Regions from separate parts of the Homo sapiens genome. Here region 2 is linked to region 1. Evidence: read pairs that join two places in POLR2A ChIA-PET (ENCODE). Cell type or tissue: IMR-90. All regions are shown on one strand. Each heading gives the region's core, and the rest is flanking DNA. Links, peaks and the distances in the headings are about the cores only. Region 1 overlaps EXOC6B (exocyst complex component 6B). Region 2 overlaps EXOC6B (exocyst complex component 6B).

Region 1 (5,389 bases), core at 130-5,129:
AAAAGACTTTAAGCCAACAAATATTGCTAGTAACACAGAGGGACATTCCATAAAAAAAAAAGGGATGATATTTGTCTAATAGGAAAGCTTCTATAAGCATAGAAGGACAAATAAAATTAAGATTAATAAAGCTGAATAGGTAGAAACGAAATAAGTTATGCAAAGAAAACATAAGAATAAAGAGAAAAACTGGTAACGTTTATTTGTAATGTGTACCTAAAAGATTAATAGGCCAGGCGTGGTGGCTCATGCCTGTAATTCCAGCACTTTGGGAGTCTGAGGCAGGCAGATCACTTGCGGTCAGGAGTTCAAGACAAGCCTAGGCAACATGGTGAAACCTCTTCTCTACTAAAAATACAAAAATTAGTCGGGCATGTTGGTGGGAGCCTATAATCCCAGCTACTCAAGAGGCTGAAGCAGGAGAATTGCTTGACCCTAGGAGACGGAGGGTGCAGTGAGCTGAGATCACACCACTGCACTCCAGCCTGGGTGATAGAGTAAGACGCCATCTCAAAGAAAAAAGGTTAATAAACTTGAGTTGTTTTTGTAAAAAAAAAAAAAAAAAAAAAAAATGAACAAAGAAAATTCACAAAAGAACCAAAAAGGGCCAACATATGAAAAAAAAAAAAAAATGTTTAACTGATATGTGAAAAAATGCAAATCAAATTGCCAAATATTTCTTAAAAAATAATTTGTAATACATCAGGGGTTTCAATAATGGAATTCACAGCCAGCTGACAAACAGGTTTTTATTAATGACACAAGTTTTCAATGAAGAATTTTAGCAAAACAACTATTTTAAGCAATTGCATTTCCAAACAAAAAAAAGATGCACAGCAGTATGTATAAGCCTCTTGAATTATAGAATTATTTATATTAGCAAATAAAAAAACTAACCTAGATGTCTAATAAGAAGTAGTAAAAGGCTAATAAAATAGCAAAATGTTTACAATATTGTTGAATGAAAATCATTTCAAAAAATAGATCTAATTGCCTCTTGGCCTTTTGGCTAAGATCAAATTTAATATCTGATATATCTTATCAGTTTAATATCTGATACATCCTCTTATCAGAGGACAATATTTATTAAATGGATTTTTGCAGCAGGGAGATAAAATGGGAACTTATTTAGTCCACTTCATGCATCAACCTGGCATTGCAGTACCTCCAGGAATGGTGCTCTAATTGAAAAAAAAAAAAAAAAGATCTTACAAGTATAATCATAATATTCTTCAAAATTATAAATACTTACACATATAAATTATGAACATGTATGCATATATGAGATATATATCACTGGAAACACACACACACACAAAAGTAGAGAGCAAAATGAGAAAAATAAATACAAAAATGTTAGGCATATTTTTCCTTTGGATGGCAATATTACGAGCTAATTTCCTTTGGATGGCAATATTACAAGATAATTTTCTCCTTCATACTTTTAATTTCCTAATTTCCATGTTTCCCATGATATATTTGGTATAGGAAAAATTCAGTTCCATCCTTAAAAAGAAAAAAGACTTATAGCTCTATTTTGGACTTTAAGAATGATTTTCACAGCAGATACTTAAACTCTTCTTGCTCTAATGAATTTAGTACCACAAATGCTAAAGACTAGAGACTGGTTTTACTTGGTTTTTTTGTTTTGTTTTGTTTTGTTTTAATGTTTTCCCTCATGTGTTCCAAAAATCAAAGTCTTTGTTTAAGTAAATGGAGGGAAGAAAGTTTTATTCCCCCTAAATTTAGAAATAAAAGTACAAATATAGTTAAATCTGAAATCATTGCTCTTATTAAAATTTTACAGGCTCAAAAACAATACAATTCACATGGTTTAGTGTAAACAGAATGGTGTTTATACTACAATTAGGTATGAAGAGCTATGTGCAATAAAATGCAATTCCTCTAGAGAGAAACTTTAGAACGGATAGAAAGCCAAAAATTAAGCCAAAAAGATAAACACACTTTGGGGTTTAGTTATATTTTGGAACATTGTTTATAGAATGAGGAAAATTCAACAATGTTGTCTGCAGACGCAAGGCACATTCACTGATGAGACACATGGCTCATGCTGAAAACATCTGGTCTGTCAAATAGCTCCACATTTTTCAAGGCTAATTAGTACAAAACCCAGTGATTCCTGGCAACAAAGAATGTCACCCTATTTCCCCATTTTCCCTTCCCAGTATAGTCACATTTTAACTATAACAAATCAGTAATATTCAAATGTCTAGTCTATTTCAATATCCGTGACAGGTTAAAGAATGATAGCCAACTAACACCTGTATAGCAGGCACCAAAAGAAAAAAAATATGTCCAGTGACCACGGAAATCCAAAATTAGATTTTGATGTACTTTTGACAATCTCCAAACATTATTAAAACTGAATCAAAAGGCAAATTCCTAAGTTTCACTTGTATGTGTGGTCACTCTCTCCCCTCTTCTCATGCAGGCTCCTTAACAGAGATGCAATCAGAACTAAAGTAAAGAAAATAAAAGCAGAGAATAAAAGGGAGGAAGGCAGGGAAAGAGGTTCTAAATAATCCTACAAACTGAGTAACCATGATCAGAATAACAGACATGGTTGAATGCTAAAGCAAGAAGAAGAATATTGATTCCAAGCAAATTAAATTTTGGTACTTTCTTGCCATACCATGGAATTCTTTCACAGTGATGGTTTCTAAAATTCTAGGAAGTGATCCTTGAAAGCAAATTGCAACTATCTATAAGAAATTTTTTAAAATTCAGAGTATGATAAAATATGAAATAAAAACTTTCATCACAGAAAAATATTAGTGTCATTCCTAATCAAAGAGCATCATTAACAAATACGTAATTTCTTCTGTGCGCTAGAGATAGAAAGATGTTCAGATGTCTTTCCCTAGGGAGCACAAAATGCAGTAGAAAAATCAGTATTTATAGCTTAAAAAAAAAAAAAAAAAAGACTTCTAGCTACGAAAGCCTAACAAGGAACAGACATGATCTCTCACTTTATAAACAAGTAGAATATTGGCAAAAATATATGAAACAGCCATTTTCAGACATTGGACATCAGGCAACATAGAACTGCTATCTCTGTAAAAAGAGAAACAAACAAGGTGAGTTTAATAATTACCAGGATTATCTACCTAAAGTTGACTTCTAGGTCATGGGCACAGCCAGAAAAAATCAAAACAGAGCTCAGCAGCCTTGCTGACTTAAAGAATCAGTGATAGTAGCTCAGGAAAGTTGATTCAGCTTGAAGTTGTGTGGCAGAGTTCCCCAAAAAAAGAGCAATGCAGAAAAAGAACTGCAGAAATTTACACAGGGGTTCCCTTGAGTCTGCTAAGTACTAGGACAGGCATAGAGAAAGTGAAATTCCACATGGATAGGTAAAAAGAAGGAAGGAAGGGAGAGAGTGGGAGACCAGCCAGGGGAAGGTAAGATGAACACTTCCACAATCTCAGACAAGGCAGATAAACATTCAAACTCTGAACAGTCAAAATGAAGAGTCGTTGGGGACTCCTGAGCTATTCAGAGTAGATTATAGACGGATCAAGTCTTACTTAGTAAAGCTGAACTTCCCTGGAATAAAGGTGGGCCTTTAAGCAGAGCTTAAAAATTGGGTTTGAAGGTAACAAACTGATCTGCAATCAACTCACCATTCGCTAAAACAAAGCCCAACACTCTCTAAAGGAAAAAAAAAGCACCCCAAAATCCAGAGACTCATCAACATAATGTTCATTAATCAATCAAAAATTTCTGGACATGAAAAGAAGCAAAGAACTGACCTACAACCAGGAAAAACAAAATCAATCTGCAGAAAGATCTAAAAAAATACCAGAAGTGGCAGAATTCGCAAAGGAGTACATAAAAACAGCAATTAGAACAATGTACATGTATGTAAAGAAAAACAAATAATAAAAGAAATAAAACATAAAAAGCTAAATGTAACTTCTATACATGAAAAATATATTATCTGCAATGAAAATGTCACTGAAAGGGACTAAAACATTACACAATGCAAATGAGAGAGATCAATGTGCTCGAACACAGCCATAAAATCTATCTCAAATAAAGCACAGAGAGGGCTGAGGGGGTGGGGAGAAAAGATCTTCAAGTCACCTGTGGGGTTAATCAAGCTGTCCAACATAAATATTAATATAACTAAAGTCCCAAAATGGTGATGGGAAAAGGACAAAAAAAGAGTTTGTAGAAATCAGGTCAACATTTTCCAGATTTTATGAATATTGTAAACCCACAGATCCAAGAAGCTAAACAAACCACAAGCAGGATAAATACACACATGTGTGCACATATTTACACCAAAGTGCACAAAATCAAACTGCCTGAAAACAAATGATAAAGACAAAAGTTTTAAAGCAGCTAGAGAAAAGACATACTACTTACAGGGAGACAAAGGTAAGGCTACTTATACATCTCTCAGAAGCCAGAAGACAATGAAATCATCATGTCTTATAAACTAATGAAACTATAAACCTCAAATTCTATATCCATCAAGGATTTTTTTTAAATGAAGGTAAACAATGAGATACTATTTCACACCCACCAGGATGGCTACATTAAAGTCAAATAATAAGGATTTTTTTTTTTTAAACAGACTCTCACTCTGTCGCCCAGGCTGGAGTGCAGTGCGCCATCTCGGCTCACTGCAACCTCCGCCTCCCTGGTTCAAGCAATCCTGATGCCTCAGCCCCTCTGAGGAGCTGGGGTTACAGACACAGACCACCACACCCGCCTCATTTTTGTATCTTTAGTAGGGATGGGGTTTCACCATGTTAGCCAGGCTGGTCTCAAACTCCTGGGCTCAAGCAATCTGCCCACCTCGGCCTCCCAAAGTGCTGGGATTACAGGCGTAAGCCACCACACCTGGCCTGGGTAGACAATAATAAGTATTGGCTAGGCTATGCAGAAATTGGAAACATCTATGCTGCTGTTGGGAAGATAAAAAGGTGCAGGTGCTTTGGAAAAGAATCTAACAGTTCCTCAAAATGGTAAAACATACAGAGAGACAAAGTGCACCAAATGTTTACCATGCGACCCAGAAATTCTACTCCTAAGTATATTTGCAAGAAAACTGAAAGCATATGCTCACACAAAAGCTTGTAAATGAACATTTGTAGCAGCATTATTCGTAATAGTTAAAAAGTGATAATAACCTAAATGTCCATCAACTGATGAAAAGGTAACTAAAGCAGTATATATACAATGAGAGAGTATTCAGCCATAAAAAGGAATGAAACAGTGATACATGCTACAACATGAATGAATTTTGAAAACCTTCCATTATGCTAAGTGGAAAAAGTCAGACACAAAAGGCTGCATATTGTATGATTCCATTTATATGAGATGTTCAGAAGAGGCAAATCTATGGGGTCAGAAAGTAGAT
Region 2 (5,389 bases), core at 113-5,112, 470 kb before region 1:
CTAACAAAAGGTGTCCCCAACTCTTACAGATAAAGCTAGGTCCCTATAAATTATGCTTCCCTAACACTTTATATTTCCCCTTTCATAGAATCCAACTTACTGTCATATTAGACTGCCTGTTTTATTCCCTAGAATGGTAACTCCATGAGGGGAGGACCTATAGTTTTCATTGTTATATGTGTAGTACCTGGTACACAGTAGGTGCTCAGAATTAGATGACTGACTTACTGATGTAAGTCCGGAATGCCAATACTCTCTGGAATAGGTTAACTAATTGATTTTTTTTTTTTTTTTTTGAGACTGGGTCTTGCGCTGTTGCCCAGCCTGGAGTGCAGTGGCGCAATCTCAGCTCACTGCAAGCTCCGCCTCCGAGGTTCATGCCATTCTCCTGCCTCATCCTCCCGAGTAACTAGGACTACAGGCGCCCACCACCATGCAGGGTCTCACTGTGTTTCTCAGGCTGGTCTTGAACTCCTGGACTCAAGTAATCCTCCTGCCTCAGCCTCCCAAAGCACTGGGTTTACAGGCATGAGCAACTGCACCCAGCCTGGAATATGTTAATTTAGGAAGCAGTTGTTATCCTATCTATGGAGACAGAGCTAAACTGATCTGGAATACTGGGTAAGAGGCTGGAGAATATTTCTCTGAGATCATTTTCCATTTTAAATCTATAAAGGCAGGGAGGTGAAAGAGATGGCCTTCTAAGAACTTGTTTTTTGAGGTTTCTGAGTTTCCACAATATAGTTTCCCATGGTGTGATCCATATTTAGCAACTTTACAGTTCTTTGCCTATAGAGGAAAATGGTCCACATTGTACCAAACACACTTTTCTAGAAGAGGGTAACAAAATCTGCTACCTAGAAATGCAGAAGATAGGACTTTGTGCTATAAGGCAAATATCTTTTATCATTAAGAATATGAAAATAATCTTTCTGATAAATGTTTTTAATTTATTTAGTGAACAGAGATGCTGTTCTGTGGATTATTTGATCTATTTTATTCCCATCGCAGAAATGAAGAAGTGGAAAGGCAAGACATGGGCAGACCCTGGGAGTTGTACTGCTGATACCACCATGTATCCAAGATACAGAATTATAACTCCTACTGTGAGGATCTGAAAATTGTTGAAGGTACAGCACTAGGATACCTAAAGTAGTAGGGGAATGAATTCAGCAGAGGCTACTGCCCAAGAGAAAAAGGACACTGGGGTTGCTGTCATTATCACACAGATGTAGTTGTTTGCTTAGTGCTTTTAAAAAAGTTTCTAATCTCCCTGTAGCTCTTCCAAAGTTTCTCAAGGATAATATACTGTGATGAACTGATGGTGTGTCCCTGGCCTTTCCAGGTCCGCCCAGATGTCAAAAGTCCTCCCTTTTAGATTTGCTATGAAATTAAGAAACTTTTCGGCTGGCTGAAGTTTGTAACTGCAACTACTCACGTAAACTCCCAGCTCCTTTTCTACAGCTGCCTTGGAAAGCAAAAATGGGAAATTTGCAAATTTTTTAGAATATGATGATTGGTCCACAGATGACATTCTTTCTGTGAGGGCAGTGGGTAGATTTTTCAAAGTGAATACTTTTGGTCCTTTAATGCTTTGTTTTGATTCATCTTATGGGGAAGTTTGGAAGGCATATTAAGATGTTCTGAATTTGAACTTGGATCTCTTTCTTAAGAATCTTGGAGAGTCATCTATTTTTTATGGTGTAGGTAAAAGATGCCTGGAAAATGGGAGATAGACTAGCTGTCCCTGAGGAGGCTTTCACCAAAGATTCTATAATAATATACAACCAAATCTCAGAGAGTGATTCTGTCAAGGTTATGCTCTGGGATATTGGTTTGTTCTCTAACCTCTTAGAAACAATTTCCACATTACCTGACTTCCTCTGCCAGAATCTGAACTACTTAGACAATACAAAAATGATGATGACATGAATAATAACTTTAAAAAGTGTTATCATTTTTTCATTATTAAAATTCCATGTCCCATGACAGGTATAAGTACCTACACTATCCTTATTCCTTTAATCTTCATTTTGTGTTCATATTTATCAACTAAATTGAAGCTCTTTGAAGAAGGGATCTAGGTGTGATAAATAATCATTTTATCATAAATAGCACTTAGTAGAGACACTTCAAATATAATGGTTTTATCTGGATTCGTAAAACTGTAAACTCTTCACAGGGAGAGACACTTTAGCTTAAATTTATCCCAATTTTCACTATTTTACCATGAGCCATAAACAGCATAGGTTCACTTAAAGAGTGGTATCTGAAATTGATTCAGCTTCCTGAATATCCACAAAGTTTTCCACCAAGACATCAAACTCTGACCATTTATTTGGGAACATCAAAAGTTCATCTTCACCTATAATTACACCTTGTATGGATCCTGCCTGTCTTGTTCATTGCTTAATCTCTTGTGTCTAGCAGAGTAAATGCTCGGTAAGTATTTGTAGAATAAATGAAAAAGAGTTTTACATTAACATCTAGCTAAATTATTATTCATACTGCCTACTACCAAAAAAAGACACACAGTGGCCTGCAACATTAAAATATATACAATATAAGACAAAACAGAAAAAGAATAGATTAGAAAAATAGGAAAGAAAAACAGATGAACCAGAAATCTGGGTGAATTGATCACTGTCAAAGAACATTAAATGTAGTGTTACTGGCTTCCTGGTTGTCAAATAAAAAGAGAAAATACATCAAATTTCTAGTTTCAACAGAATTCATCTGAAGAGGCAAACAAGGCTGGGTGTGGTAGCTCAAGTCTATAATCTCAGGCTTTTGGGAGGCCAAGGTGGGAGGAGTGATTGAGCAGAGGAGTTTGAGACCAGCCTGGGCAACATAGTGAGAGCGTGTGCCTCCAAAACAAATTTTAAAATTAGCCAGGCATGGTGTAATATGCCTGCAGTCCCAGCTACTCAGGAAGCTGAGGTGGGAGGATTACTTAAGCCCAGGAGTTGGAGGCTGTAGTGAGCTAGGATCATACCACTTATACTCCAGCCTGGGCAACAGAATGAGACCTTGTCCCTTTTATTTTTTGAGACGGAGTCTCACTCAGTCGCCCAGGCTGGAGTGCAGTGGTGCAATCTCGGCTAACTGCAAGCCTCCCGGGTTCACGTCATTCTCCTGCCTCATCCTCCCGAGTAGCTGGGACTATAGGCGCCCGCCACTACACCCGGCTAATTTTCTTGTATTTTTAGTAGAGACGGGGTTTCACCGTGTTAGCCAGGATGAGACCTTGTCTCTTTTTTAAAAAGAAAAGAAAAAAAAAAAGGAGGTAAACAGTTTCTTGGCACTGAATTCTAGGAAAGAAATTTTTTTGCATGAATTCTTATATGTGAGATGGTAGACAAAAAAGTATACAGGATTTTTAACTTTGTAAAAAAAATTGTAAAATGTCTTCCAAGTGGGTACTTCTAACATCAGTATCTACAAAAGTCATATGGGTTGTTTATTTTCACTATCACTACCCAATAATTTATTTGCTTCTTATGATCATTCCTGTTTTATGACAAGAAAGCTATGTCAATGGTACAGGAAAAAAATTATCTTCTTCTTTGGAATGGTTGGTAGACATTTACCTAATTAATAGCTGGTTGAACTGCATGAAATTGCTGTTTTTATTGAATATTGGTAGCTTCATACATATTGGTAGTTCAACTTAATATAATAGCTTTATCAAGTTGTTTAGGTTAAACATAAGGGGTAACTCAATCCTGATTTACTCATTAGAATGTAAGCTTCCTGAATGTAGTGACTTGGCTTATCTCATTTACTGTAGAAACCTTATTGTCTGGCACATGGTAATACACTTCCTAGCGACTGAATAAATGAATGCTTTACCTTTGAGTTATTTCAAGAAAATCTTTCATGCAGAATGTAACACAAAGCTTAAATGACATAGTAGAGGAATCTATGATCAAGTTTCAATCATTTTTATAATTTGGGGGATGAAAACAGTCTCCAAATTCTTGTATAAGCACGGTACCGATCAAAGTCATAATGTATTGCTTGGTTGGAGCCTCTATTACATCAGACCAAATTAATCAGTACCTTTCTGATCCTGACAGTACTGTCTAGACAGGAACATATTTTTTAAATTATAATTTAATTTAATTTTTTGAGACAGGGTCTTGCTCTGTCACTCAGGCTGGAGTGCATTGGCATGATCTTGGCTCATTGCAACTTCTGCCTCATGAGCTCAAGCAATCCTCTTAGGTCATCCTCCTGAGTAGCTGGGACTACAGGTGTATGCCACCAGGCCTGGCTAATTTTTGTTTTTTTTTGTAGAGACAGGGTTTTGCCATGTTGCCCAGGCTGGTCTTGAACTCCTGAGCTCAAGCGATCTTCCCACCTCAGCCCCCTAAATTGCTGTGATTACAGGTGTATGTCACTGCACCTAGCCAGATATGAGCATATTTGGCAAGAAAAGTCAGATCTCTGTAAGCAATAAATTTACTTGATTTGAAATCTATTATGATTTTTTGGAAAATTTACAGTTCCTCTTACTCATCACTTGTAAAAAAAAAACCTCAATTTCAATTTGTTTCCTGAAGATAAAAGAAGCACAGGTCTTCATTATTTCACTTGCTTACTTGGGTTTTTGTTTGTTTGTTTATTTTTATTTTTGAGATGAGGTTTTGCTGTTGCCCAGGCTGGAGTGGAGTGGTGTGATGAAAGCTCACTGCAGCCTCTGCCTCCTGACCCTCTTACCTCAGCCTCTGGAGTAGCTGGGTTAGTTGAGTAGTTGGCTAATTTTGTGTATTTTTTATGGAGACGGGGTCTCACTATGTTGCCCAGGCTGGTCTTGAACTCGGGAGCTCACGTAATCTGCCCCCCTTGGCCTTTACTTGCTTACTTTGTATTTAATATTGGCAATGTCTCCATAGTTGCCTTTTTTTCCTTTTGCTGTCTACTTTATTTCTTAGCATGTTTGTTCCTGATCTTGTTCTTTGAGGAACTTTTCCTACTTGGATTCCAAGCTTTTCATTATAAACTAATCTCTTAGGTTTTCTAGGCACTGTGTGTGCAAAGTGTATACAGGAATTTATGTTTAGGTAACACAATTTGTTTTCCACCACATTATAATGATCTAAAAGAATATTTAACTTAAATGCCTTATCTGGAAGGAGTGGATATGACAATGACACACATGCTGTCATATGCATGTCAACTGGGTTAGGTCTCCAGGGGTAGGAATAGATATGAACCACATCCATTCCACTGTTATTCACGTGAAACTAAAGGTATTCATTTGCAAGATGGGTAGAACCACTAAGAGGTTAGTTAGTGGGATACATGTGAGAGTTTGAAGACAGCATTTTAATTTTTATTTTTTAAGTAGGACAAATAAGATGGATAAAGTTTCAAGACATAATTT

What was found. Peaks named below come from ENCODE experiments on the same cell type or tissue, not always from the same donor. Only the 100,000 strongest peaks of a DNase experiment are listed, where the experiment ranks them.
Region 2: POLR2A ChIA-PET joins it to region 1 with 5 read pairs; 2 of 35 experiments call an interaction of 5 or more read pairs at or near these places.

The regions. Positions count from the first base shown.
Region 1 is chr2:72,720,817-72,726,205 of GRCh38, forward strand. All of the region lies in intron 5 of EXOC6B (exocyst complex component 6B), which reads right to left. It also overlaps the pseudogene RNU2-39P. Among named protein-coding and RNA genes, the nearest start is that of EXOC6B, 100 kb to the right of the region's middle. In IMR-90, for the core only: no CTCF peak of the experiment used is centred there; a DNase peak (open chromatin) is centred at 2,055; H3K27ac peaks cover 138 bases.
Region 2 is chr2:72,246,230-72,251,618 of GRCh38, forward strand. The region is part of intron 20 of EXOC6B (exocyst complex component 6B); the gene reads right to left. Among named protein-coding and RNA genes, the nearest start is that of CYP26B1, 100 kb to the left of the region's middle. In IMR-90, for the core only: no CTCF peak of the experiment used is centred there; no DNase peak of the experiment used is centred there.